2 separate regions of the Homo sapiens genome follow, and region 1 is linked to region 2. The links are chromatin loops, found by intact Hi-C in ENCODE. Cell type or tissue: PC-9. All regions are shown on one strand. Links, peaks and the distances in the headings refer to the core of each region. The heading gives the core; the rest is flanking DNA. Region 1 has its middle 63 kb from the start of ACSL3-AS1. Region 2 has its middle 200 kb from the start of KCNE4.

Region 1 (11,183 bases), core at 3,727-8,726, 270 kb after region 2:
TTTTAGTAGGGATGGGGTTTCACCACATCGGTCAGGCTGGTCTCGAACTCCTGACCTCGTGATCCACCCATCTCAGCTTCCCAAAGTGCTAGGATTACAGGCATGAGCCACTGTGTCTGGCCACATGATTGGTTTTGAAATGTGAGGACATGAGATCTGTAAGGGGCCAGGAGCAGAATGATATGGTTTGGCTGTGTCCCCACCCAATTCCAATGTGTTGTGGGAGGGACTTTGTGGGAGATAACTGAATAAGGGGGGAAGCCTTTCCCCTGCTGTTCTTGTGATAGTGAATAAGCCTCACAAGATCTGATTGTCTTATAAAGAGGAGCTTCCCTGCATGAGTTCTCTCTCTCTTTGCCTGCTGTCATCCATGTAAGACATGACTTGCTCCTCCTTGCCTTCCACCATGATTGTGAACCCCGCTCCCCCCCACTAGCCATGTGGAACTGTAAGTCCATTAAACTTCTTTCTTTTTTACATTTCTCAGTCTCAGGTATGTCTTTATCAGCAGGGTGAAAATGGACTAATACAGCACCCTCATAAAAAAAGCCTTGAGGGAGCCTATTCATCCCCTCTGCCCTGGGAGGACACATAGAAAGCACTAGCCATGAGGAGAGGCCCTAAGCAGACACTGAATCTGCTGATGCCTTGCTCTTGAACTTTCCAGCCTCTAGAATTGTGAGCAATACATTTCTATTGTTTATGAATTACCCAGTCTAAGATACTTTGTAATGACCACCCAAACGGACCTAAATCAGAATTGAACACCAATTATTCTTTCAAAAGGTTTAAGTTGTATATTTAGAAATAAAGATATTATTATTGATTGAGGCTATTCTTGGCTTCAAATGGGATACTTCAGGGACTGCTAAACCCCCAGACCAAGGAACAGAAACACTCACTGTGTTCATGATGTTGGAACTTAAATATAGAGCAAGAGGTCTCCTTATGCTCATTCTTGCTGACACTTGCTCTTCTCTCCAGCACACCAACCACAGCCCTGGTCCCCTGTACTGCCATTGCCCCTTCTCACTGGACTTTTACAAACTTTTCCACACTTTATTGCCCTAGTATGTGGTGTTTCATCTAATTTTTTTTTAAACAGTCTTTCTCTTTCACCCTGGCTGGAGTGGAGGGCCACATCTTTTCCTCTATCTACTCTGCCTTGGAAACTTGAGCTCATTTCTCAATTTCCAGCTCAAAGTTCCTCCTGCCTCTTGGCAATATTCTCTGATCCCAAAGAGGAAGCTCGTTGTTCAATATTTTATGTGCCTATAGCAATGCGCTCATAGCTGTGTTATAGTACTTAGATATTAAATTGAAAGAAAGGAAATTGATTAAAAGAAAGAACAAATAAATGAGAAAATATAAGAAAAAATAGGAAGACAGAAATACCACAAAAAGTGAAGTGCAGATAAAGAATTTAATATAACCCAGTAATAACCAATAATTAAGAGCCGGGACAAAATGTCTTATATGTGTGTGTATTTTTCTAGAAAGAGAATCTACAGCCTGTCAGATTCTCAAAGGGGTCTGAGAAATAAAGTTTTTAGAAAAATACTTGTTGTACACAAAATGAAAAAGAGTTAACATAAAACATTTTAAAAGAGAGTGAAATACTTTCATGTATTTCTGTTGAGCCTTGTTATTCAATCACATTTGTGTACTGACAAAGATTAGGAAGAGTGAATATAAATAAAAAGCAGTTTTTAACTCCAGGGAGAATAATAGTAGAATTACCCAGTGAGTTCTGGCATCAAATCAGACAGAGCCATATAAAATATTCAAAATCTAATAAGATATAATTTAGGTATATTTAAGTGTCGTATGGTCCTAGCAGAAAGAAAGATTTCAAAGGTTCAAAAGTGCATAAAGTTTCAATTCTTAGTATTCTATAAAATTCAAAGATTTAAACATATAAAAGGAAAGACATGTACATATGGTAAGAGCTTATCAGCCTAGTAGAGAGATGGACTTCTCCCAGTTGACGGAAAAATAAAATAAAATGTATAACTTACATTCAAGGAAGTGGACTTCCCTCTCCTAAAGTCAAAGAATCATTCACATTACAACATAAATAAAGTTAATACGTTCTATCAAGGTCACAAACAAGAATCCAGTCTCCTGGCCTAAATCTCTGCTGCTAATAATATAAATTGTAACAAAATAGAGGTCAAGTGCCCAAAGTCCTTCCATTTGTTTTCATGAATATACATCTACAGGTTCAAGGGTACGGGGTTCATCTCAAGGTGAAGTCAATTCTTTTTTGGCTGTTTCTTCCAATACTCAGGAAATACATTGCTACGACTGTCCTTCTGCAGCATGAATGTAGACTGCCAGGTCAACAGCAAATTTCACATCAACATATCCAGTCCAGCAGCAGAATGGGTCCACATGGAGGAAGTCTGAAGAAAGAGGTGTCTTACATCCAAATGGACCAGGTCCTGTGAAACTCTCCTGGCAACCTTGAAACCTCTTTTGTAAAGATTATGACAGTGAGAGAAGTCTAACAGGGCTGACTCCATTTTGCTTCTAGCCTCACAGGCTGACTGTCTTTGCTTATTCCTGGGCGTAGGCCAAGCTAACCATGGGAGGAATTTAGTTTATAGTTTAACTTGGAAGCAAGGATGAGAACAGTTCCTCCCTAAAACTAATTCTCCCCTTGCTCAGTGCAAAAACCTGGTGAAAGGCCATGAGATTAGGATTATGGGAGGAGCCTGAACTCCACTAAAATGTAGATATAGTTTCTATAACCTCCTACCGCTCAGGAGTCATGTGGCCAGAGGTTACAAGATTTGTGCCTTCTCCAATTGTTCCTATAGATAACATTACTATTATAGAACCTGAGATTGGTCTTTTGAGATGCTTTTCAGACCTTTGCATTCTGGAAACTCAGTAATCCCACCTAGACTCATGGCTCATGACTCAACTGATCTTCTGCACCCCCTAAACCTACCCAGAGGCATACTCAGCACACGGACCATTTTCCACACCCTATGACTGCATCCCCAACCAATCATGTGGACCCATTCCCTAGTCCCCTGCCTTGAAAAAGCCTAACCTCCAAGCCTTTGGGAAGACTGATTTGAGTAATAATAACTCCATCTTCCATGTGTTTAGCCTAGCATTAATTAAACTCTTTCTTTACTGCAATACCGTGGTCTCAGTGAATTGGTTTTGTCTGTGCAGCAGGCACAAAGAGGGTGTCAAGTGATTACACCTTTGTGGATAGAGTCTCTCTTCTGAGTCAGCCACGTACTATGAACCAGAGACCCATGGACCACAAAACTTACCTACATAAAAAGTGCCATCAAAGATGGGCATCTGCAAAGATGAGTATCTGCAAATGACAGATACCACTTAATCTAAAAAAGAATCCCTACGTTTCCCTCCCTGTGGCAGCTTTAGCCTAGAATATAAAAATGTATGCCCCTGAGGATCTGATTCACCAAAATTAAATCTCAAAAAACCACATTAAAACACAGGATAGGAAACTTCAGAGCTGCTGGTGTGCTCTGAAAAACTCTGGGCTGATGGAACTAGCTGCAAATCAAGACAGTCTTGACCTTGCTCCAGTGGTAGTTTGCTGCTGCTCACCGGGAAGGGCTCCTTCCCTGCCCCTCACTTTGACCACCTCCCTCAAGTTCCCCTTACAATAACAGTGAAGAATTACAAGCTTAGAAACTTACCATTTTAGCCAAATGAAATATGGATATGAATGTGTGATTTGTACATACACAGAAGGGAGGATAAAGAGGAAAGTAGGGCTCCAGAGTCACAAGAACTTTATGTCATGTATTCCTAAAACTTTAAAATGCTGAAAATATTGTGACTTTTCTTTTAAAATGTATATCTGAATCATTTTTTCAAAAATGTACTGCATTTACTGTGACTACCTTTGCTTTCAAAATGCATGTTTGAGTCCCTTTTTAAAGTTTACTATGATTCTCTTGAAAAAAAAGTGTGTGTGTGAGTGTGTGTGCGTGTGTGTGTACATATATATAGGGACTAGGGAATGGGTCCTTGGGTCCTGCTAATTGGTTGTGACTGCAATCAGGGGTGTGGAAAATGGCCCTTGTGTACTGAGTCCATCTCTGGGTGGGGGACCACAGACATAGCTAGATAGCTAGATACATAGATAGATAGATCTATAAAATAAATATTTAAAATAAAAATACATAAAGACTGAGCCCAAAATAAGATGGCCTTGGCCTCAGGGTTTTCAAATATTTGTGGCCATTTCAGAACCTTTTAGCAAGAGTCCATTTGCATTTCTGGGGTATAACCACACAGGAGCCTGAAACACCATTCTGAGCCCTAGCAGCTGAGCCACTCCTGGTGTTCTTTTCCACCTAATATTCACCCAGATGGGCTCCTGCCTCCAGGTCAGATCATCGTATAGATCTTTGCTACTCAAAATGTGGTGCCCAGACCAGAAGCAACAGCAGCACTTGTGACCTTGAAAGAAATGCAGAATCTCAGCCAGGCATGGTGGCTCATGCCTGTAATACCAGCACTTTGGGAGGCCGAGGTGGGTGGATCACTTGAGGTCTGGAGTTCAAGACCAGCTGACCAACATGGTGAAACCCCATCTGTACTAAAAAGACAAAAAATTAGCCTGGCATGGTGGTGCATGCCTGTAATCCCAGCTACTTGGGAGGCTGAGGTAAGAGAATCACTTGAACCAGGGAGGCAGAGGTTGCAATGAGCTGAGATCATGCCATTGCAATCCAGCCTGGGAAAAATGAGCAAAACTCCATCTCAAAAAGAAAAAAAGAAAAGAAAGAAAAGAAATGTAGACTCTCAGGCCCCAGCCCAGAACTACTAAATCAGAATCCATATCTGTCTAAGATTTCCAAGTGAGTTCTACGCACATGAACATTTTAGAAGTCCTGGTGTAGAATACATTGTCTCTCCTACTATGGGTACCTAGAGAAAAAGGAAGAGAGGCATTCACATTGCTACCTCACAGATGGAGGAAGAAAGGACGGAGCTGTTTGCCCTGACATTTTCTTGCTTGGGACAAGTAGGAACTAGATTTGGACAATGATGATTCTGTCACTCCCTCAGGTGCACTGGGCATTTGCAGGCTTGAGTGATTTTTATAAATGTAATTAAATCTCACCCTACTTCTATTTTGACTACTAGCTAACATTTTTTGACCATTTACTATATGTCACAAACCACTTTAAATTTATAATAAGTACTGTCTCATAGAATTCTTTTAATGATCCCATGAGTAGCTTCCGTTACTACCTTCATTTTGCAGAGGAGGAAACTAAGGCACAGAGCCATTAATTAGCTTGCTGAAGATTACATGATAGTAATCCACAATTCCCTCTAGGCATATTGACTCCAGAGCTCCAGCTCTCATCCTCCACACCAATCCCATTGTTCTTGCAGGATACAAAGGTGGGTCACATGGTCACGAGCAGAACCTCTATGCATATCTGCATTCAGATGATCAAGCTGTAGAATGGCTAGCCGAAAAACACAATGCTGAAAGTTCAGGGTTGCAGAAAGTCAGAGGCACACATCAGCTTCAAAGAGAAGGCTGTCAATGGAGACGGGAAGTGGGGAAGGAGTGGGTAGCCTTCTCTCTGCCACACAGAAATGGCTCCAAGGCTATGATGCAAGGTGGCCCCAGCTCTGTGAAAAGGCACTTTCACCTTTAAAGCACTTTGCTGAGAGGGAAAATCAATGCTGATGTCCTCCTTGAATAAAGCACTCAGGTCTACTGGGGAGTCCAAAAATAAAAGCATGACGTTAAGTATTTCTCTACCTGTAGCTACTCCTCACCCTTAAGAGGAGGGGCAAGGTGGAGCTGTTAAGGGAGCAGGTAGAGGGAGAGGCAGGTGGGGGACCGTGGTTGAAGCACTAGAAAAGGGCATCTGGGAAGACTCGCAAATGGGAGTGGGGGAAGGGACAGGCTTCCAGAGGAAGTGGTTTTGGTTGAGGCTGGCTGAGAGCAACAATGAGGCTAGGAACACCGAGGACACCGTGGGAAGGTGAGTGACCCAGAACTCATCACATGTGCTTCTCAAAATCAGAAGACATCTACTGACAGTGACATCTTTTAAATTGGAGCCCTGATAGCATAAACAAGGCTTCAAAAGTCTTTAAAAAGTCTTTATTTTGGTCAGAATAAAACCTGATCCCTTTGCGGGCCATCTTGTCCTGGCTTCAAGACTTTTTCATCCTCCTAGACTTCAAAGCACAGATGTCAGGTTTCCAAGCCAGCAAGTCTACCTTCAATATTAGAAGGAAATGCAAGAGCAAAAAGAGATGAATGACACAATCCAGTAGGTTGCAAATGGAAATGTTTGTGTGAGGCACTAGAGTTGCATCAGCTCTGCCAGGTCATGTGTGAAAAGCAAAGTGATTACACCCAGAGCAAGAGGCTGAAGTGCCCTCCACTGGCCAAACAGATTCCCCAGTAGCCTCAGTGTCACCGCAGAAATGGCTTGAAAGGACAAGAGTTTTTGGAAGTTGCTCCATCTTAAATCCTGGGGTTCAAAGATGTCGATGATGCAACCAATGGAAGAAACTAGCTGATAGTGTTGCTTCCTTTAATCCAAGCTTTTAATTTTATTTAATATGGGAAATTCTCTTTAATCTTACAACAAAGAGATTTACTTTAAGTCTTTAATATCTGAACCACAGAAGCAGAAATAGAAACATGCTATACTCAAGAAATTATCACAGATTTATCTTTTGTCTTAATGTTGTTTCATTTTGTTTGTTTTCATTCTCCATCTTTTTCCAGGCAATTTTTATTGGTAATCTGGTTAGCAAAAGACTAAAGTGACCTAGTTCTGCAGATGAAGCTGAAAGCAGATTCTATTTCTCCAGCGGGGTTTACCTCAATCTGTGAACACAGGCTTAGCAGAAATGAGTGAAAAACAGACAGGGGCTCTCTGGTGCCTCAAGACAGCTTCAGGCACACATGGAAGAAGGGGAGGGTCTTTGGGCAAGAGAAAAAATGGGCACCTCCCTCACCCTTCCAGGCAGAGTCCAGCACAATCTTTGGAGGGCTAGAGGTCGGTTTGAGGTTGTCGCAGAAGCCTTTGAACATTGCAGAAGCCACTTGAGGTATTCCCCCAAGGATGGCAACATCTCACAGGGACCAGCTTCACTGTTCAGGAAGGAACAGCAGCGGCTTCTTACAGGGACACATGCATGTGCAGTGTCTGGAGAGTGGCTCTGCTGGGCCAGGCTGTCCCACAGAGACAGCCAGCAGGATGTTCCTTTTATTTATTTTTTCCAGCTTTATTGAGGTATAACTAACTGACAAAACTCTATCAGTTTAAGATGTACAATATTAGGATTTGATATATGTATATATTGTGAAAAAATGATGACCACAATCAATTTTGTTCATACATCCATCACCTCACCTACTTACCAGTGTGTGTGTGTGTGTGTGTGTGTGTGTGTGTGTGTGTGTGTGTGTGTGTGTGTGGTGTTGAGAAGGAATGAAATCAATAGCTCAAAGAGATAGCTGCACTCCGTTATTCATTGGAGCACTGTTCACAATAACCAAGGTATAACCACCATAAGTGTCCATTGACATGAATACATAAATTGTGAAATACATGTATATGTGTGTTTGTGTGTGTGTATATATATATAATTGTATATTATTTAGCCAAAAAGAAGCAAATCTTGCCATTTGCGACAACTTGGATGAACCTGGAAGACATGATGCCAAGTGAAATAACTCAGACAGGGAAAGACAAAGACGGTATGATCTTGCTTCTATGTGGAATCTAAAAAAGTCAAACTCATAGAAATAGAGTGGAAGAGTGGCCGCCAGAGGCTGGGGATGGGGGAAATGGGGAGAGGTTAGTCAAAGGCTGCTCCTTCTAAAGAGTGAACTGAATGCAGACAAGCTGGCTAAGCAGTTACTGGTTAACCTGTCTGGGCACAAATAACTACAAACTTCTCAAATCAAATCACTGAAAAACAATCACACTATTTTATTACTAACTTGTGCACTATGACAAAATGATATCATCTTGTTTTCAATTTAAGGCCTATAAAATCTTTAGTGATTTGTGGGAGAATTTGGTACACAAGGGAGAAAGCCTAATTAGAAAGACCCAGACACAAGGAGGGTAGAAGATGGTTCCCAGGAGCCGTTATCTATGCAAAACCTTAGGGGTAAAAATTTAGACTTTCTTGATGCCGTGAGACCTGCCTTCCTGTGCAGTTTTTCCATTAACTGCAGTGAGACCTTTGTCTAGTCACTTACTCTCCCAGGAGCCCCATCTCCTTGTTTGTTCAACATTCAACGAGCACATTTTGAGCCCTAAATGCTTTCTGGGTACAATAAACCGAGATGGTTTCTAACCTTTCTAAGTATAAAAGAACATATCTTAATACCAGAAAATTTCCAAAGCACTTCTACATGAATGTCATCATACTTTTCCTTTTGCTTCATTTTTTAAAAAGCTATCTAAATGGCAGAAAACAATGGAGTCAATGATACATCTAGTACTTTTATATTTATTAATCAGAAGAGCATCTATGCAGACCACAAAAGTGGCAATAAATACATTTGCAAGACGTAGTATTCATGTAGTCTCAATGCCGGTGCACCGACATATCCACTGGCTCCTCACAAAAATTTAAAGGTCCCAGGAGCACAAGGTCCCATCTTTGCTCAAAATAGAAAGTACTAGTCTAGGTGTCTAGGTGTTCAACACCAGGGCACTGGACACTGAGATGTGGACATTATCGTCTCCCAGGTAAACAACTTCCCATAACTCTAAGGTGCCATTGGACTCAAAGGGTCATATGGCTGGAAACAGTTCTGGCTTTACTTTAACCACCAAAGACTCACTGCCTGAGACAGTCTCAACATTCTCAAACTCCCTTGGAATTCTCAAACCGTTATAGTCAGCAGATTTGGTGTTATTTATATTTTTATCTGTAATTTTCCTCTTCCCCCACTGCCTCATGCTCATGAGACAATGCTATCAGTAGGGAGTATCTGAAATCACTCCAAATAAGAAGAATAAGCTACTGATACATGTGTGAATCTCATAGACATAATGTTCAATGAAACAAATTAAAGACAGAAGAGTACACACGGTATGATTCCATTTATATGAAGTCCAAAAGTAAACAAAACTAACCTATGATGGTGGAGGTCAGACTCGAGGCTTCGTTGTGGGGTACTGGCTGAGATGGTCATGCAGGAGCATTTCTGGAAGCTGGAAATTCTCTAACCTTGGTTTAACTGGCAGCTACATAGGTGTACATATAAGTAAAAATTCATCACATATATATTTAAGAAGTGTGCACTTTAAGGCAAGTAAGTCATACTTCAATTTTTACATTCAAGGGGAAAGGCAATGGGAATTAAACCAGGCAAATGGTTAAAAGGAACAGGTGGGTTCAGAAATAGAAGCAAGGAATCTGGAAGCAAATCCTGGATGACTTCAGCATGTAAGGATGAGTGGGGGTTGTGAGGTGCCCAGCAAAGGAGACTGGGAAAAAGAACTCAGAGAAGGGGGAGGAAATGGTATAGGGAGGGACAAGGAGACAGGAGTAGTTCTCAATGACTTGCAGATGTGAAAATAAAATCTAGGCTGTGGGGACTCCAAACTATTTTGAGTTTTAAAGAAATATGACTATAGTGCCTGAGTCATGTGAGAGGCATCTGTAACCTGGGCAGGTGTAACTGTTGTTTCTCTCATTATAGATTAGACTTCTTCCTTACCTGCATTGTTTTTTTAAATGTTGTAAATGACTAAAGGGAGGCAGGGAAGACCCCATCCCTCTTCACAGTTGATCTTCATTATAGATTAACTTCCCTCTTACCTTTCTCATGCAAAGACTTGATGGTTATCACATTTTCTAAAGATGGAATGTTGAATACATTCTTTTAAATTGGAAAGAAAATGAAAACAAGCCCTGTGGAAAAGAAAACAAACTGTAATGAATTAAATTGTTGTAAATCACCAACAAGCCCTGTATAGAAAATGCTATAATCCTATCAAGCTTCTTTGTTTTCTGCCAATATAAGCAGGAAGGTAACTTTTAATTTTGGAGGACTGAACCCATTTTTCTGGAGTTTGTGTCTTCTAAGTGGTTATTCCCAGCTTTTCACTTGAACAAACTCTTGAATACTGGATTCTGATCCTTTTGATTATTTCATGTTGACATAGATAAAGAAGGATGGAGACAGGGTGATAGAAGGGAAAGACCTTCCGGTCTCATTAGTGAAAATAACATACATGAAAAAGCCATATCTTTTCACAAGTTTCAGAAGTATCTGGGTAACTTTAACACTTGCTGGAGAAGCATCATGTCTCCATTCAAGGAAACTTGAGTATCACGTCCAGGTACCACTGTCAGAATCCAGAGCAATCTGGGGACCCTCTGGAACGATGTTCCGAGCCCTTCAGAAATACCCACCCAATGGCCTGCTTCTGCCTGGAGAGGGAACATTCACCATCTTTAGCTGGACAACAGAGTGACCTTCAGGGGCACCAAGCCAAATGCAGAGAAGAAAGGAACGGAATGAAGCAGAGGCAATACTGGGCAACACCTGCCGTTAAGTGGAACAACCTGGGCTGTTAAACACACATTCACTTGTAGGGAAAAATTAGAATCAGGTTGGTTTAGGCTTAATAGTGTATTTATACTGTGCTGGAGAAGAGTTTTGAAAGCAGGGGGCTTCTGCAATGCATCTGACATGGCTTGTATGGAAATACCATTTTCTTCTCTTAATTTCTATAGCACTTTGGTGAAGATATTTCTTAAGAAATCTGCTACATTTTTTCTTGTACTGTGCTTATTTTATAGACTTTTATTTTCCTCCACATTAGACTGTAAACACTATGAAGACAGAAAGCAGGTCTTTTGGCCAGGCACAGTGGCTCACACCTGTAATCCCAGCACTTTGGGAGGCCAAGGTAGGTGGATCACCTGAGGTCAGGAGTTCAAGACCAGCCTGGACAACATGGCAAAACCCTGTCTCTACAAAAAATACAAAAATTAGCTGGGCACTGTGGCACATGTCTGTGGTCCCAGCTATTCAGGTGGCTAAGGTTGGAGGATCGTGTGAGCCCAGGAGGTCCAGGCTGCAGTGAGCCGTGATTGCACCACTGCACTCCAGCCTAAGTGACAGAGCAAGACCTTGTCTCAAAAAAAAAAAAATGTTCTTTTCATCT
Region 2 (11,183 bases), core at 2,838-7,837:
CGAATAAGGAATACAGGAGTATTGGAAATATTTTACTTAATTGATATGGGTGCTGGTTGGCTGAATAGATTTATTTAGTAAAAGTTCAAAGAGCTATAATATATACTTATTTGTGCACTTTGCTATATATTACAACTCAATTCAAATTTTGACTCTAAAAAGTAGAGAGCTAGATGCCAAGGGCTAGGTACACTGTGATTCTCTTTCTTCAAAGTCCACAAACAAACAAAATGAATCTATAGTGAAAGAAGTCAGAATGGTGTTGATTTTATGGGGATCATTAACTGGAAGATGGAAGAAAGGGGCTTCGGGTGCTGGAAATAATTTAAGTTGACCTTGGTAGTTACATGAGTGTATACATTTGTAAAAAGTCATTGCATTGTAAAGTCAAGATTGTGCACTTTACTGTTTCAACTTGCAATTCAATACAAGAAGTTGAGTTACGGTGGGGAATAAACCTAGCCAATCCATGTATCTTACTAAAGGCATGGCTTCCTGCCTGGCACATTCCTCAGGCTCAAGAGATAAGCTTCTGGTTTCTTTTTTCTTTTTCTTTCTTTCTTTCTTTCTTTCTTTCTTTCTTTCTTTCTTTCTTTCTTTCTTTCTTTCTTTCTTTCTTTCTTTCTTTCTTTTTCACTGACTAGGACTCAAAGATGACGAGGGAAAAAGAGAAATTGGTTCTTTTTACAGGTAAAAAGTCAGAGAAATTTTGTTAACTACCAGTCAATAAATACAGTGACTAAATAAACATGGAAACTATACTAAAATTTATAGAGTAATACTAAAATGATAAAAAGCCCTCAATGAGTTTACAATCTAGTTGGAGAAACACAACACACTGAAATATATAAAACATTTACAAAACAACGTAAGAGTAACTAACTGAATACAGTGCCATGAAACTAGCTTTCTCTGAGGTTCACCCAACTCTAACTGGGATGTTCAGTCATAGGAGAGCTTACATGTCCCATACTTCTCCCAATTTCATTTCTACTAGTAATTTTACCTTTTCTGAGAAACAGAAAGGTACCTGTAATCAACATGTTAAAATCCCAGTGCATTTTTATTTTTAAGAATGATTTCTCAATCACATGATTGAAAATGCCTTCTCTTTCAGAGTAAAAAAAAAAAATCTATAAAGACTGAGTTATAACTATCATTAAACCCTTAAAGCAAAGCTAAATCATTAAGCTAGGAAGAAGCTGGGTTTTATTGCCCATAAAAAGCTAAGGAAAGGAGAGAAGGAGCCAAGTAACCGAGTCACTTCTCTTAAAATGAACGAGCATTTAGGAGAAGTGGAAACGTGGGATAATAAGAGTGAGACAGGACCAAGAGTGTTGCGTGGATAAAGCTCCTTATGCGTAGTGCACCCACATACCCTGGCTGCGCGCCACAGCCCTGGTTACCTCCTGAATTCCCAAAGTCTTCTCACTTTAAGCATTTGTCCCTGATGTTTTTGGCTGTATTGCAATAAGCTAAATGAGTTTGGTAGAACTCCACTTTGAACTTGCAACTTCCAGCTGGGTGCGGTGGCTCACCCTGGCATCCTAGCACTTTGAGAGACTGAGGCGGGCTGATCGCTTGAGGTCAGGAGTTTGAGACCAGCCTGGCCAACATGGTGAAACCCCTTAACTAAAAATACAAAAATTAGCCGGGCATGGTGGCACACGCCTGTAATTCCAACTACTCGAGGGGCTGAGGTGGGAGAATCGCTTGAACCCAGGAGGCGGAGGTTGCAGTGAGCCAAGATTGCGCCATTGCACTCCAGCCTGGGTGACAGAGCGAGACTCTTTCTCAAAAAAAAAAAAAAAAAAGAAAGAAAGAAAGAAAAAGAACTTGTAACTTCTACCAGGGTCTTGTCTAGCAGCATACATGAGAGATGTGTGCAGTAAAAAAAGATGCTCACTTGAACACGTGGTGAAACCTAAAAGACAACCAAAGATAAACCCATCTGTCCTTTCCCTACCCCACCCAGAAACTAACACTTCTCACTCAGTGGTGATCGCTGGTGCAATAAGGCTGGCTCAGACAATATAAACTGGAGAAGGGTGGTGGTGGGAGAAGTATTGCATGTTGCTGTCTCTGCCAGCTATTGGGTGAGCCAGCCTGTGGAATGCTGGTAACTCCTAGGCTGTCAGTTGGTGGGATCAGGGGACAACATGGGAAATTATAGCTTAACTGAACACCAAAGTGTGGGAAATAGAGGCTGAGCAGTCCTGCCATAGAATGTCTAGAATAGTCTGATTGCTCTTCTAGGGTAGTTTGCATTATGGTATAATCTAACAACGATTTTATTGTTTGGTTTTCTTTTTTATTTGATATTGAATCCTTTAAACAGTAATGAGCTCAAAAAGGTGCATATTTAATGAATCAACCTGAATCACCATTTCTTAAGAAAGTTCATGATGAACATTTAACTTGCTCAAAATGTTTTTCAATACTGAACATCCTCTTTTGGATCTATAGGAATAACATGGACCTCATAACAACTACGAGACTCAAATCTCTAAAAATATGTCAACATCTACTTTCAGAGTTTGTATTTATTTAAGAAGAACCTGCCTTAAAATGATGACTTAATACATGCATTTGAAAAAGCTGGAATATATTTCTGTGAAGCATGCCTTTTCATTCAAATCAAATGATAGCACCTTTTAAGTTAATTTCATGAATTGATTTTCAATACCAGGTTTTCTTTGCATGTAAAAAATAGTGAATTTATAGATGCTAATGTGTTGGCTCCATTAACAGAACTTTGCAACAGCAAAATGAAGCCTGTTGTATATCACTTCTAATGGAAAATCGATAAAGTTAATTCCAATAATATTAAATTATTTTCATCAAAGTTGTGGAATCAAAGAGAAAGTGTTAGAAACTGATTCAGTCAGTCAAAGACAAAACATCCAGTGCTATTGTCAATGTTACTGAAAATTTGGTTTAAAAATTCAACTTTGGAAACAAAGTTTTGTGTGTGATTTACTTTTTTACAGTGATAATATGAATATGATTTTGATGGAGCATAATGCCATGGTAAAAATGATATTCCAATTAAATGATGAAATCTTTGGAGCAGAAATGTATTTGTAATTAATTGCATTATGCAAACAAATCTTAACTGTATTCAAATGATCTACAGTATTCTACTAATAGGAATAGGAGTTACAGTTGTCAAAATATACAGATATTTTCCTATATATACAAAAAAGCAATTGGCCAAATATTTTATGGATATAATATGCTGAATTTTCTAATACTTACTTTTTAAATCAATAATAATTTGGATTTTTAAAATGTTTGAACCCTGGAAGGATTTCTATATAAGTCAACCTAAGTATCTTACAATGATATTGAGCATTTTCTAATAAGTATCTACATTTTGGCTACATTTTGTTCAAAATTAGTCATGAACCTTTAATCAAACTATTCAATGAGTGGTACAAGGAAAAATGTCAGCTTGCAGAGCTTTTAGAGAGAATCGCGATTTATTAAAACCAAGCTTATAAACAGGTAGTCATTGGGATTTATCCCAATAAAATTTGAAACCAAATAAATTAAACAAGAACTCAAAGAGTGTTCAAAATGAAATATTGAAGAAGATTAAATAACTATGCTCTGGAATATCTCAAGCAGTAGGCAGAATCATGTGATGGAGATACTTTTAACTTAACAGATTTATTTCCTGAACCACACAATTGAATGAAATTCAGAAGGCCTCTGTCCTATGACATCTAATTTTGACAAAATTTGTTTTAAAATCACAACTAGAGAAATTATTTAATGAGTTTTGTCTTGTAAAAATATTTGCTGAAGAAAGGTCACCTGTCTAGAATCAAAATGAGCATACATATGAAAATGTTTGGGTAGAAATATTTACACATTTTATTATGAAATATTACAATTCAGGATAACCTTCATTTAGCAGAATTTGCTCTGTACTCACCAGGTACTTCAGCAACTGTGGATGAAGTACTTTTTTCAATTGAAAATTGAGTCAGTTAAAGGTATCAGTATATAGCATTTATTAAAAGAGTCAACTGAATGTATTAACTAATCACAATTATTATCTATAAGATGAAACTTGAAAGTTTCAATTTTTATCAATAGAAACAAACTATATTGAAAAAATATATTCTTTAGAAAATACAAGTGATAGAATAAATAGGAATAGCTAAAGGTATCAATTTATAAGTAGACAAAGCTAAAAGCTGATTTAAGTACATTAATATGTATCAGGAAAAATTATTCTGCTTATGCTATTTTTAATGTTCAGCTAATTAGTGCGTAGAGTGAAAAAATTGTTTTTTCAATCTACACAGAGATCTGTTATCTTACTTTCCAAAAGAATTTTTATGTTGGAAAATAATTTTCAAATAGACCATGTTATTCATTGGGCAATATAATAAAAATAATTGCGTTCATAAATGTCAAAAATTATATAATTACAGCTGAGTGTGGTGGTGCACACCTGTGGTCCCAGTTTCTTGGGAAGCTGAGGCAGGAGGATCTCCTGAGTCCAAGAGATCTGGGCTGTAGTACAGTATGCCAATCAGGTGTTTGCCCTAAGTTTGGCATTAATATGGTGTCCTCCCAGGAGCGGACCAAATTGCCCAAGAAGGGATGAATCAGCCAAGGTCGGAAATGGAGCAGGTCAAAACTCCTGTGTTGATCAGTAGTGGGATCACTCCTGTGATTAGCCACTAAACTCTAGCCTGGGCAATATAGCAAGACCCCCATGTCTTATAAAAAATAGTAATAATAATTTCAATTATTTTTAGCACACTCTTTCCTTCTCAAAAGTGTCCCAATTTGAACTACAAATTATGTGGTCACTCCAGTCATGACCAAAAATAATAAAAGGAAAAGCAAATTGGTTGTGGGTGAAAGGTAAATAAAGTGACATTTTGAGAGCATCTGCATTAAGTATTGTATTTTTGCTGTAATTTTGTGACCGAAGAAATTGAAGCTAAATCGCTAATTGGTTTACCCCAAGAATATCTAACCACCAGGGGAGATGATAATGTAAGCCTATCTTATTCCTAAGCTTTCTCTATACCCTTATTTTCCCCTTACAGACTATGTACATAGAATTTTTTATTCATTCACGACCCACCTTTATTCTGAGCTGCTATAGAGAATCCCTAACCATCATTAATGAATAAATTCCTGTTACACATCACTGCATAGAGTTTCCTACGTGAGAAGCATTTTAACAGTAAATCAGTATCTTTAGTTAAGAGCTTCTGGTTTTTGATTGGGGGCTCATATTTAGAACACTCTTATATATAAGAGACCAACAGATTAAAATATAATTTTTATACAGAAATGAAGACCATTACTTGCCACAAAGCTACAATGCACCTAATTTGATTGAATTATAAAAGCTAGCATTCTAAGCAAGATTTAGGAGTTTGAAGGGACAAAAGGAGGTAGCTGACCAGAGAATCCATAAGAACAATAAGGACTAACATACATCAAACGTTACTCTATGCTCTACTCACCACAAACATTATTTCATTTTGCCCTCACCACAATATAGAGAGATAGGAACCATTATTAATCCCATTTCACTGAAGATGAAAAAACTGAGGCCTAAATAGTTGAGTAGCCAGGAGATAACACTACTGTAATAGGAGAGCTTAGATTCCAATTCTTGTAGCCCTTCTGAAGAACTCAGATCTTAATTACTACTAAAATGCAACAAAACAGATGGGTCACAGCAGATCTGGCTTCTAAGGAGAATACTTTTTTATTCGCTCTAAGTAGTTACATTTTATTATATTTTGTTACGCTTACATAAAAGGAAATTTATAAAACAAAACATCTTGAGTTTATACACATGAAGCTCTTCAGTCAACTAGATTTCCACCATGTTGTTTCCGAACAGTGCTCTTCCCCAGTCTCACTGCATCACTCTGCCCCCATCTGGTGGTGGCATACATACACTCCAGAAAAGAAGAAACATTTTAAACCACATTTAGTGATAAATTTATGAAATATCTGTCTTCTTCATCATTAACTAGAACACCAAAGACTTCCCACAGTGTAAAGTACCATTATTTGACAAAAAGATTTTAAGAAACAAAGTCCATTAAAATAAGTAAATGTAGTCTATTTCATGTTAGTGAAACCAAGTTTATCAATTTAAATTTTGCTACATGCAAATAAAACATTATTTTTAAAAATAGGGAGAGGGACTAAGATGGCCAGTTAGAAGCAGCTGTGGTCCACGACACTCATGGGGAGGAACGAAATGGGACAGTGACTATGACACCTTCAACTGAAATATCCAGGTTCTTATGCCAGGACTGATTAGGGAAACAACTCCACCCACAGAGAATGAAGAAAAGCAGGGTGGGATGACAGACCACCTAGGAATAACACAGCACCAAGGGAACCCCTACCCCCAGCCAAGGGAATTGGTGAGTTATTGTGCAACCCCAGGAAACCACACTTTTCCTACAGGTCTTTGTAACCCATAGATCAGGAGATCCCCTTGTGAACCCATGCCACCAGGGGCTTGGTTCCAACATACAGAACTGTGTGGAGTCTTGGCAGAGTAGCTGCTCAGGCAAACACAGAGATCCAGGAGCTTTGTATACTCCAGCCCCAGGATCCCTGGGGATCCAGGTCTGGAACTCAGGCAAGGTGGGAGGTCCACATATACCTTTTGCAAGGGGGTGGAATCCAGGGAGTTGAGCAGTGTCATTCTCCAGGCCCCACTTCTACGGCACCTCACAAGATAAGACCCACTGGCTTGGAATTCCAGCCAGACACAGGCAACAGAATAGAGGCTGCCTGAGACTGGATAGAGACCCTAAGGGGAGGGTTGGGTGCCATCTCTGCTGTTTGGTTTACTCAGCCATTCCAGCCTGTGGGCTTTGGAGAGTCCAGGTGGTTCTGACAAGGAAGGGTCCCCCCAGCAGCACAGCACAGTAGCTTTGTAAGATCATGGCCAGACTGCTTCTTTAAGTGGGGCCCTGATCCATTCTCCTTCACTGAGTGGGACCTCCCAGCCAGGCCCTCCAGCCCCACCTACCCACACAGACTGTGGACTGAGCTCTGATCTCTCCCTGGGATGGAGTGCCTTGGAGAGGGGAGGGCTGCCACCTGGGTTAGTTGGACGACTCAGCCGTTTCAACTTGTGGGCCTTGGAGAGTCCAAGTCAAGAGGGGCAGAAGCAGTTCCCCACCAAGACATAGCTCTTTTGTCAAGGCATGGCCAGACTGCTTCTTTAAGTGTGACCCCAATCCACTCCTCTTCATGGGACAGGTCCTCCCAGCTGGAGCCTCCCAGCCAGGGCCTCCAGCCACTCTCAGCAGGCTTCTCAGTGGAAACCCTATAAGCTAGAAGAGATCGGGGGCCAATATTCAACATTTTTAAAGAAAAAAATTTCTAACACCAAATTTCATATTTCATTTCCTCATTATTTCCTTGTCTGAAAGGATCTTATTTCTCTTTCACTTATGAAGTTTAATTTGAAATAAGATCCTTTGCAGGTAAGCAAATGCTGAGGAAATTTTTTACCACCTGACCTGCCTTACAAGAGGTCCTGAAGGAAGCACTAAATATGGAAAGCAAAAACTGTTACCAACCACTAGAAAAACACACTGAAGCACACAAACCAGTGACACTATGAAGCAACCATGTAAACAAGTCTGCAAAATAACCAGCTACCATCATGATGACAGAATCAAATCCACACATAACAATACTAACCTTAAATATAAATGGGCTAACTGCCCCCAATTAAAAGACACAGAATGGCAAGCTGGATAAAGAACCAAGACCCATCAGTATGCCGTCTTCAAGAGATCCGTCTCACATGCAAAGACACACATAGGCTCAAAATAAAGGGATGGAAGAAAATTTACAAAGCAAATGGAAAACAGAAAAAAGCAAGGGTTGCAATCCTAGTTTCTAACAAAACAGACTTTAAGCCAACAAACATCAAAAAAGACAAAAAAGTGAGTTACATAAAGGACATAAAGGTAGAGTTCAATTCAACAACAAAAAAGCGAACTATCCTAAATATATATGCACCCAATACAGGAGCACCCAGATTCATAAAGCAAGCTCTTAGAGACCTTCAAATAGACTTAGACTTGCACACAATAATAGTGGGAGGCTTTAACACCTCACTGACAATATTAGACAGATCATAGAGAGAGAAAATTATCAAAGATATTAAGTACCTGAACTGAACTCTGGATCAAGTGGACCTGATAGATATCTACAGAATTCTCTACCCAAATTCAACAGAATATACATTATTCTCATTGCCATATGGCACTTACTCTAAAATTGATCACATAATCGAAAGTAAAACATTCCCCAGCAAATGCAAAAGAACTGAAATCATAACAAACAGTCTCTCAGACTACAGCACAATCAAATTCAAAATCCAGACTGAGAAATTCACCCAAAACCACACAACTATGTGGAAATTGAATAATGTGCTCCTGAATGACTCTTGGGTAAATAATGAAATTAAGGCAGAAATCAAGAAGTTCTTTGAAACTAATGAGAACAAAGATACGATATACCAGAATCTCTGGGACCCAACTAAAGCAGTGTTAACAGCGAAATTTATAGCACTAAATGTTCACATCAAAAACCTACAAAAATCTCATGTTAACAACCTAACATCACAACAAAAAGAACTAGAGAACCAAGAGCAAACAAACCACAAAGCTAGAAGAAGATGAGAAATAACCAAGATCAGAGCCAAACTGAAGGAAATGGAGACACCAAAAAAACACTTCAAAAAATCAGTGAATCCAGAAGCTGGATTTTGAAAAAATTAATAAAATAGATAGACATCTAGCTAGACTAATAAAGAAGAAAAGAGATAAGATTCAAATAAACACAATCAGAAATGATAATAGGGATGTCACCACTGACCCCTCAGAAATACAAACAACCATCAGCAAATACTATAAACACCTCTATGCAAATAAACTAGAAAATCTAGAATAAAGGACAAATTTCTGGACACATGCACCTTCCCAAGACTGAACCAGAAGAAACTGAATCCCTGAATAGACCAATAATGGGTTCTGAAACTGAGGCAGTGAAAATAGCCTACCAAAAAAAAAAACCCAGGATGAGATGGATTCACAGCTAAATTCAACCAGAGGTACAAAAAAGAGCTAGTACCATTTCTACTGAAACTATTCCAAAAAACTAGAAAAGGAAGGACTCCTCTCTAACTTACTCTATGAGGCCAACATCATCCTGATACCAAAACCTGGCAGAGATACAACAAAAAAGGAAAGCTTTAGGCCAATTCCTTGATGAATATTGATGCAAAAATCCTCAACAAAATACTGGTAAACCAAATCCAGCAGCACATCAAAAAGCTTATTCACCATGATCAAGTAACCTTTATCCCCAGGATGCAAGACTGATTCAACATCTTCAAATTAATAAATGTAACTTATCACATAAAGAGAACCAAAGACAAAAAACACATGATTATCTCAATAGATGCAGAAAATTCTTTGAAGAATTTCAACATCCTTCCATTTTAAAAACTCTCAATAAACTATGTATTGAAGGAACATACCTCAAAATATTAAAAGGCATATAGGACAAACCCATGGCCAATATCATACTGAAAGGGCAAAAGCTAGAAGTATTCCCCATGAAAACTGGGACAAGATAAGGATGTCGTCTCTCACCACTCCTATTCAGCATAGTATTGGAAGTTCTGGCCAGGGCAATCAGGTAAGAAAAAGAAATAAAGAGTATTCAAACAGAAAAAGAGAAAGTCAAATTGTCTCTGTTTGCAGATGACGTAATTCTATATCTAGAAAACCCCATCATCTCACCCCAAAAGCTTCTTAAGCTGATAAGCAACTTCAGCAAAGTCTCAGGATACAAAATCGACATGCAAAAATTGCTAGCATTCCCATACACCAAAACAGGTAAGCTGAGGGCCACAATCATGAAAGAACTCCCATTCACAATTGCCACCAAAAGAGTAAAATACCTAGGAATACAGCTCACAAGGGAAGTGAAGAACCTCTTCAAAGATAACTACAAACCACGGCTCAAATAAATCAGAGATGACACAAACAAATGGAAAAACATTCCATGCTCATGGATAGGAAGGATCCATATCATAAAAATGGCCATACTGCCCAAAGCAATTTACAGATTCAATTCTATTCCTATTGAACTACCATTGATATTCTTCATAGAATTAGAAAAGAATATTTTAAAATTCATATGGAACCAAAAAAAGAGCCCAAATAGCCAAGACAATCCTAAGCAAAAAGAACAAAGCTGGAGAAATCACGCTACCTGATTTTAAATGATACTACAAAGCTACAGTAACCAACACAGCATGGTACTGGCATAAGAACAAACACATAGACCAATGGAACAGAATAGAAAACCCAGAAATAAAACCACACACCTACAACCAACTGATCTTTGACAAACCTGACAAAAACAAGCAATGGGGAAAGGATTACCTCTTTAATAAGTCGCTCTGGGAGAACTGGCTAGCCATATGCAGAAAATTGAAACTGGACCCCTTCATAATACTGTATATAAAAATCAACTCAAGATGGATTAGAGAGTTAAATATAAAACCCAAAACTATGAAAACCCTAGAAGAAAATCTAAGCAATACTATTCAGGACATAGATTTCATGATGAAGATGCCAAAAGCAATTGCAATAAGCAAAAATTGACAAACAGGATCTAATTAAACTAAAGAGATTCTGCACAGCAAAAGAAATGATCATCAGCATGAACAGACAAATGGGAGAATATTTTTGCAATCTATTCATCTGACAAAGGTCTAATATCCAGTATCTACAAGGAACTTAAACAAATTTACAAGAAAAAATAACCCCATTAAAAAGTGGGCAAGTGATATGAACAGATACTTTTCAAAAAAAAGACATACATGTGGCCAAAAAGCATATGAAAAAATGCCCAATATCACTGATCATTAGAGAAATTGAAATCATAACTGCAATGAGATACCATCTCACACCAGTCAGAATGGCAATTATTAAAAAATCAAAAAACAACAGATGCTGGTGAGGTTGTGGAGAAAAAGGAATGCTTTTGAACTGTTGGTGAGAGCATAAATTTATTCAACCATTGTGGAAGACAGTGTGGCAATTCCTCAAAGACCTACAGGCAGAAATACCATTTGACCCATTGAT

Evidence for each region. Hi-C counts contacts between places; a loop is a spot of excess contacts. Peaks named below come from ENCODE experiments on the same cell type or tissue, not always from the same donor. Only the 100,000 strongest peaks of a DNase experiment are listed, where the experiment ranks them.
Region 1: a loop joins it to region 2, with 8 times the contacts of the local background. A loop is called at or near these places in 6 of 110 quality-filtered maps.

The regions. Positions count from the first base shown.
Region 1 is chr2:222,977,398-222,988,580 of GRCh38, reverse strand. No RefSeq gene overlaps it. Among named protein-coding and RNA genes, the nearest start is that of ACSL3-AS1, 63 kb to the right of the region's middle. In PC-9, for the core only: a CTCF peak has its summit at 6,420 (motif pointing left); a DNase peak (open chromatin) is centred at 6,340; H3K27ac peaks cover 1,278 bases.
Region 2 is chr2:223,242,056-223,253,238 of GRCh38, reverse strand. It overlaps the pseudogene RN7SL807P. Among named protein-coding and RNA genes, the nearest start is that of KCNE4, 200 kb to the right of the region's middle. In PC-9, for the core only: a CTCF peak has its summit at 5,912 (motif pointing left); no DNase peak of the experiment used is centred there.